3 separate regions of the Homo sapiens genome follow, and all the other regions are linked to region 2. Evidence: read pairs that join two places in POLR2A ChIA-PET (ENCODE). Cell type or tissue: Caco-2. All regions are shown on one strand. Region 1 has its middle 17 kb from the start of TRIM8. Region 2 overlaps WBP1L (WW domain binding protein 1 like). Region 3 overlaps SFXN2 (sideroflexin 2).

Region 1 (2,500 bases), 120 kb after region 2:
AAGTGCTGGGATTACAGGTGTGAACAACCGTGCCCGGCCCAGATAATTTTTTTTATTTTTAGTAGAGTTGGGCTTTCACCATGTTGGCCAGGCTGGTCTCGAACTCCTGACCTCAAGTGATCTGCTTGCCTTGGCCTCCCAAAGTGTTGGGATTACAGGCATGAGCCACCGCGCCCAGCCTAATATTTTAATTTTTTATAGAGACAGGATCTCCTTATACTGCCCATGCTGGTCTCATCAAGGGATCCTCCTGCTTCAGCCTCCCAAAGTGCTGGGATCACCTTAGAAGAGGGGCTGTAGTGTGGTGATGTCTGTCTGGGGATACCCAGGAATCACGACTCCAGCTCCTTCACCTCCCACACTTTCATAGGGTCAGCCCTGCTCCCATTTCTTAGTAGGCCAGAGTGGGAGGTTGGGGAAGGACATGCCTCTGATCCTCCCTCCAGGGCCTCCTCCCCCAGAATTTACAGGCTGCAGAGGTGGGGTAGGGAATCCCCCAGGCGGCTAGATGGGTCCTGGGTCCTGAAGTTGCGAATCGAATTGGTTCTCCCCCACCCTCGGATGGGAGAAGATGAGGGTGTCTTAGGAAGGCCATGGTGACAATGACAGGATCTGAGTGGGAGAGTGTTAGCAAGGCCTGTTAAGAACCCTGAGGTGAGGTCACAGCTTGGAGAGAGGGGCCCTGGGGTGCGGACTCAGTGGGTCAGGGCATCCACCCTCGTCTCCTGCCTCCCACCCCAGGGTGCCCTTTGAAGCTGGAGGGGGCTTTGAGCTGGGGTCTCCTGGCCAGATGCGCTGGGAGAAGGGGTGGAGCCGATCATCCCCTAGGCCTCGCCCTCTCCACCCCCACCCTTCAGACTCCCTTCTTGGCCCAAAGACCGTTTCCGGCAGTTGCAGGGGGCACCCATCACCCCCCAGGCTCCTGCCTTGCAGCTGTTCCCCAGCTGCCCTGCCCCACCCCAAAGACAGCTGGGAGCGAGGCCGAGGGAGGGGGCAGGAGCGGCCCAGCTGCTTGGCTCCGGGCTGGGATGGGGAGGGCGGCAACATGAAAGAGCTGGGGCCGGCAGGCAGCAGAGGAAACCACCCCCACCCACTCCCTCGCGGTGGCCTCGCTGCGGGCTCAGCACATCTGGGCCACAGGAGCTGTCGGCCCCAGTCTGTGGGGTAGGGAGACGTGGTCAGATCCCCAACCCTTCCCGGAAAGGGGAGGCGTGATGGCCTTTGGGGGAAGGCAGGAGGGGAGGGCTGGGCACTGGGGCACCTGTGGCTGCAGCCAGCCCTCCAAGGGGCCACCAGTTCAGGGCAGAGAAGGCCCCTCCGATGACTTCTGAATAAGCCTGTTCCCTGGGGCAGCCCCAGCTCTTTCTGGGCCTCCTCTGCCCCGACCCTTTTGGGAGCTGGGTGACAGCTGCTCCTACAAAGCCAGGGACAGCTGGGTGGCTGGGGACAGCTGGGTGGGTTAGCGTCTCCCTGCTTCCCTGGCTGCCTAGGGAACCCCCCCCAAGCCAACTCTGGGCAGCTGCTGCTTCACCTATAGATGTGTGCCTGAGCGTGTCATTGTCTGGAGTGGGCTTCAAAGCTGGGACATGGAGGGGCTCAAGCCCATCCCATTCCCACCAGAATGTCCCCTCCACATCTCAGTGGATTGACGCACCTGGGGAAAGGGCCTCTCCCCTCAGCCAAAACAAAACTAGGCCAAGTGGGAAAGAAATTAGGCAGCTTTTTATCTTGGCTCCCAACTCTTGGCACGGGGGATGTCTCAGGGCTCCTGAGAACTGGAGAAAGGGACAGTGAGACAGAAGCAGATTTGAGTGGAGTGAAGTGACTGTCCACCGGCACCTGCCCCCAGGCATCCTGCACCCTGGGCTGGAGGGGCACTGTGCTCCAGTCATTTCCCCACTCCCTTTAGCCCCAAACAGGTGCACGGGGAGGGAAGGGGTAGGCCAGCTGTTGTCATACTGCTCCTGGCTCCCTGCCACACTGGGGAGGGGAACAATGAAGCAAGGGTCCACCACCCCACCCGAGTCATCCTCTACTCCCTCAGGGCAGGAAGGCGGAGGCAGTTAGCAAGACCAAGGCTATGGTTTGGTCTGGCCAGCCCCAAAGTCTTTATTTTTCTTTTTTTTCTTTGAGACAGGATCTTGCTCTGTTGCCCAGGTTGGAGTGCAGTGGCAAGATCTCAGCTCACTGCAACCTCCACCTCCCAGCCTCAATCAAGCAATCCTCCCACTTCAGCCTCCAGAGTAGCTAGGACCACAGGCCCGTGGCACCACGCCTGGCTAATTTTTCGTTTTAGTAGAGATGGGGTTTCACCATGTGGCCCAGGCTGGTTTTGAACTCCTGAACTCAAGTGATCCATCCACCTTCAAACTGCTGGGATTCCAGGCATGAGCCAACGTGCTCGGCAAGCCTTTATTTTTCTGAGGGGAGGGGTGGCTAGGGGTCAGTGAGGCTTGGACCACTGGCATGGGACTTTTTTTTTTTTTTTTTGAGATGGAGT
Region 2 (2,500 bases):
TGAGTCACAGAAGCCTAGGGCAGGAAGGGCCTTCGGAGGTCTTCTAAATTCTGCCTTCCACCAGGCAACTGTTCAGACACAAGAGCTAAAGGTTCACCTGCTGTTGATCCTCTCAGATCCTTCCCAAAACAACCATCCCAACCCTTCACTCTCCTTGAAGAGTTTAATGCTACCCACTGCTTCATTCTCTCACTACATGTCCAAGTAACTGGACACAAGCCCTCGCCCTCTTGCCACCTCAGTATATAAGATTAACAGTGTCTCGGTAGAGTAAGAGGTGGCCTCCCAGCTGTACGTCACTGCACAATGGCAGTCACTGACTACAGATGCAAGAGCTCACTCCCCTGGCTGTGGGCTCCTGCCCAGCACACCTGGCTCCTGTCAAGGTATCAGTCCCTTCGCTTCTCGTTTCCTGCACCCCTGCAGTGTTGCATCCTTTGGGAATGAGTAGATCAAAGTAAGAGTTATGTCTACTCTCTACCAGCCCAGGTGCTAACGTTCACATACATTCTTTCGTGGAATCCCTGTGTGACCTCAGAGATGAGGTTCAGAACAGTTAAGGGCCTGCCCAAGACCTCAGGGAAGCTGGGATATGAACGCAGGTCTTTCCAGCTCCCAGCCCACTCTTTCCACTCTGTTAGGCAGTTTTCACCCTACCAGCCTGCTGACACAGCATGAGACGCTTCATCCAGCTTCATCCTATTTCCAACACTGCTTGAAATCCTCTCCAGGGCTCACTCTGCCCATAGGTTAAAAGGACAGCCTTTCTGGCCAGGCACAGTGGCTCACGCCTGTAATCCTAGCACTTCGGGAGGCTGAGGTGGCCGGATCACCGGAGGTCAGGAGTTCGAGACCAGTCAGACCAACATGGCGAAACCCCGTCTCTACTAAAAATACAAAACTTAGCCGGGTATAGTGGCACATGCCTGTAATCCCAGCTACTCAGGAGGCTGAGGCAGGAGAATCGCTTGAACCCAGGAGACAGAAGTTGCAGTGAGCTAACGCCACTACACTCCAGCCTGGGCAACAGAGTGAGACTCCATCTCAAAAAAAAAAAAAAAAAAAAAAAAAAGGACAGCCTTTCTTGTGGGGGCAGAAGGGATGTTCAGAGTGGTCACCTCTCTGCCCATCAGCTGTGTCAACGCAACACTCTGAAGATAACAAGAGCTGTAATGGAATGTTTGGGGCTTTTCAGAGGAGCTTCCTTTGAACAGAACTGTAGGCAACTCAAGGGAGAGTTGTCCACCTAGCACTTTTCTCAGAGTGAGGGCAACCAGTGGTCCCTAGCAGCTCCCCTCTAGGGCTTCTGCTGTGAGCTCATCTGTGGCTTTTCCTCACCCAGGAACAGGCAGCAGAGGGTGTGTGCTCCCTCCCCACCCCTTATGGCCAGCAGCTGCTGGTTACAGTTACACATTCCGATACAGACATGCCTCTCAGACGAAGAGGGGGTGGGGGTGTCTGACTCTCAGAAGCCCTGGAACAAATAGTTGGCAACAGCTGTGTTCTCAGCAGACAGCAGTTGGTGGCTTGCTACTGTTCTCTCATTCCACACTGCTTTACCGGCTGGAATGAATGCAGTGCTCCCACTTCAAAGGGCGGCTCACCGAGCAATCAAGTCTCTGCCACAGGGGTCTTTTTGAAAAACTGGTCAGTAAGGCCAAAATGGGGTCAATTCCACACCCCTTCCCCTGAGGCGTCGGGAACGTCCCTCAGCTGCACAGCCCCAGGCACATGCTTGAAAGGAAGAAAGCCTTTCCTTTAAAAGAAGAACGGAGCCCTCACCCCACCCCCAACACAGAGTCCCTTCAGAACCAGAGGACTGTGAGGAAATCTCCACTAACTAGCCAAATCAAAATGGAGAAGGAATAAAAGGGGTTTGGAGCAAGAATCGCACTCTGCCTCTCCCCTTCCCCAGCCCCATTCTTCAGCTGTTTCTCCGTGAAGTTTCCAAAGCAGTTTTACAGTGTCTGATGGAAAATCAGAACTGGTCAGCCCTAGAGAAACCTCGGGGACGTAGAGGGTTAAGAACACGGTGGCTCTGAAAGTAAGGAGCAACTAGCAAACAAGAAGGGAGACTGGAAAGTTCTGTGTGGGAGCTGGCCTGGTCTAACTGAGAGGCATTTGCTAAAATATTCCCTCCACCCAAAGCAGTAGTACAATAAACAAGCTCCCACCCCTTCTTCCCTTCCAAACCCGATCCGTGCAGAAACAATTACCTGTCTAAGACCCAAAAGGAAAGGCATCCTGCAAGAGCATCGTCCACACTAACGTTGGAACAAAGGGCTCTTAAAAGTTAAGGTCTTGGAATGAGCATTGCCCCTGGTGGGCCTGTGTGTGCGGTGGTCCTGGTTCACCGGCCTTCTTTAGCAAAGCAGACAAAGTAAACAGAGTCCTGGGACCGAGCAGGCACACTGTCTCCTGCTCTCCTCGCTACTCCCCCTGCCTGGCTCTGGCCCACCCCCACCTTCTCGTGACATATCTCAGACGCAGCAAAGCCGAA
Region 3 (2,500 bases), 52 kb after region 2:
GCCTGGCCAACATGGTGAAACCCCATCTCTACTAAAAATACAAAAATGAGCCGGGCGCAGTGCCAGGCACCTGTAATCCCAGCTACTCAGGAGGCTGAGGCAGAAAAATTGCTTGAACCCAGGAGGCAGAGGTTGCAGTGAGCTGAGATCACACCACTGCACTCCAGCCTGAGCCTGGGTGACAGAGCAAGACTCCATCTTGGGGGGAAAAACAAAACAAAACAAACAAACAAAAAAACACCCAAAGCCCTTTATACTTCTTTTTTTTATTTAATTTTACTTTTTTTTTGAGACAGGGTCTCATTCTCTCACCCAGGCTGGGATGCAGTGGTGTGATCATGGTTCAATGCAACTATTACCTCCCAGGTCAGCCTCCTGAGTAACTGGGACTACAGGCACATACCACCACCCTGGCTAATTTTTGTATTTTTTTGTAGAGATGGCACCTCGCTATGTTGCCCAGGCTGGTTTCAAACTCCTAGGTTCAAGCAATCCTTCTGCCTCGGCCTCCCAAAGTGCTGGGATTACAGGTGTGAGCTGCCGCATCTGGCCTGTTTTATTATTTAGAGACAGAGTCTCATTATTTTATCCAGGCTGGAGTGAATGGTAATTGACAGGCATGATTATAGCTCACTGCAACCTCGAACTCCTGGGCTCAAGCAATCCTCCAACCTCAGCCTCCCAAGTAGCTGGGACTACAGGCATGCACTATCATGCCCAGCCCTTTTATTCTTCTCAACAAGGTCTACCCTTGAGGGAAACTATTTTACCAGAGCCTAACCATCTTGGGTTGTACCAGAACTTAAGTGACTTGGGGAAAGAGAACTCCAGCCACCTCTTGCCTTCCTGCCTCACCTAAAGAGGACAAGGGGAGGCTGAGAAGCTCTTGTGAAGGTTCAGGGGCACAGGCTCCCCAGAAGACTGAGACCTCATCACAGGACTGTAGATCCTCCACTCCCTCACCTCACCACTGCACCAGCAGGGCTCCTGTATCATTACAAGGATTATAACAAAAAGAGTAACAAGTCTTAGGCCCTATTTAAGAAGTCTCTAGAGACCCATAGACAGCAAGGGAGATAAGAACAAGGACACCAGAAGAAAATTTAGCCTTTTATACCTATAGCTACAGCAAACAGTAAACATAGCCTAGATAAACAAAACCTCACCCCTCAGTTCCTCTCACAGGGTACATCATGTCCAGCTTTCAGTGAAAAATTACAAGGCATACTAAAAAGAAAAAAAAAAAAAACGCAGTTTGAAGAAACAGGCCAAGTATCAGAATCAGATTTAGATATGAGATTTTAGAATTATCAGACCAGGAATTTTAAATAACTATGGTTAAAATTAATTAATTAATTAATTACAACGATGGTTAATATTCTAAGGACTCTGAAGGGAAAAGTGGACAACAGACAAGAACAGACAAATAACATAAGCAGTGATGGAAAATCTTTTTTTTTTTGAGACGGAGTCTTGCTCTGCCACCAGGCTGGAGTACAATGGCACGATCTCGGCTCACTTCAACCTCTGCCTCCCGTGTTCAAGTGGTTCTCCTGCCTCAGCCTCCCAAGTAGCTGAGACTACAGGCGTGCACCACCATGCCCAGCTATTTTTTGTATTTTTAGTAGAGATGGGGTTTCACCATGTTAGCCAGGATGGTCTCGATCTCCTGACCTCGTGATCCGCCCACCTCGGCCTCCCAAAGTGCTGGGATTACAGGCGTGAGCCACCACGTCCAGCCGGAAACTCTTAAGAAAGAATCAAAAGGAAATGTTGGAAATCAAAAATACTGTAACAAAGATGAAGAAAGTCTTGGATGGACTCATCAGTAGACTGGACATGGCCAGGGAAAGAATCAGTGAGCCTGAACACGTGTCAGTAGAAATTGTCCAAATGCAAAAGGCCCATCCATGGCAGACTGGATAAAGAAAATGTGGTATATGTACACCATGGAATACTATGCAGCCACAAAAAAGAACGAGATCACGTCCTTTGCAGGGACATGGATGAAGATGGAGGCCATTATCCTTAGCAAACTAATGCAGGAACAGAAAACCAAATATCACATTTATAAGTAAGAAAACCAAATATCTCACTTAAAAGTGGGAGCTAAATGATAAGAACACATGGACACAAAAACGGGAGCAACAGACCCCACTGGGGCTCACTTGAGGGTGAAGGGTGGGAGGAGGGAGAGGATCAGAAAAAATAACTAATGGGTACTAAACTTAGTAGCTGGGTGATGAAACAATCTGTACAACCCCAGTGACACAAGTTTACCTATGTAACAAACCTGCACGTGTACCCCTGAATCTAAAGTAAAAGTTAAAACAAAAAAAAGAAACAAATAATATTAATGCAATTATACTAATAGAAGGGCTTGGACTCAGATCCTCCATACACAAATTCTGTCTCTCATTGAGAAACACTGAGTCTGTGGTGGTAGGGATGGTGTGGGAATGTTGGTCTTCCTAGATCATTGGAATTACTATTTGGGGAT

What was found. ChIA-PET counts read pairs that join two places held together with the same protein. Peaks named below come from ENCODE experiments on the same cell type or tissue, not always from the same donor. Only the 100,000 strongest peaks of a DNase experiment are listed, where the experiment ranks them.
Region 1: POLR2A ChIA-PET joins it to region 2 with 6 read pairs; 4 of 35 experiments call an interaction of 5 or more read pairs at or near these places.
Region 3: POLR2A ChIA-PET joins it to region 2 with 5 read pairs; 12 of 35 experiments call an interaction of 5 or more read pairs at or near these places.

Annotation. Positions count from the first base shown.
Region 1 is chr10:102,659,881-102,662,380 of GRCh38, reverse strand. No RefSeq gene overlaps it. Among named protein-coding and RNA genes, the nearest start is that of TRIM8, 17 kb to the right of the region's middle. RefSeq lists a silencer at 1,054-1,113. In Caco-2, no CTCF peak of the experiment used is centred here; a DNase peak (open chromatin) is centred at 1,075.
Region 2 is chr10:102,776,134-102,778,633 of GRCh38, reverse strand. The region is part of intron 1 of WBP1L (WW domain binding protein 1 like); the gene reads right to left. Among named protein-coding and RNA genes, the nearest start is that of WBP1L, 33 kb to the right of the region's middle. RefSeq lists enhancers at 1,431-1,962, 1,963-2,494. In Caco-2, no CTCF peak of the experiment used is centred here; DNase peaks (open chromatin) are centred at 423, 1,553 and 2,481.
Region 3 is chr10:102,723,663-102,726,162 of GRCh38, reverse strand. The region is part of intron 1 of SFXN2 (sideroflexin 2); the gene reads right to left. Among named protein-coding and RNA genes, the nearest start is that of SFXN2, 10 kb to the right of the region's middle. In Caco-2, no CTCF peak of the experiment used is centred here; no DNase peak of the experiment used is centred here.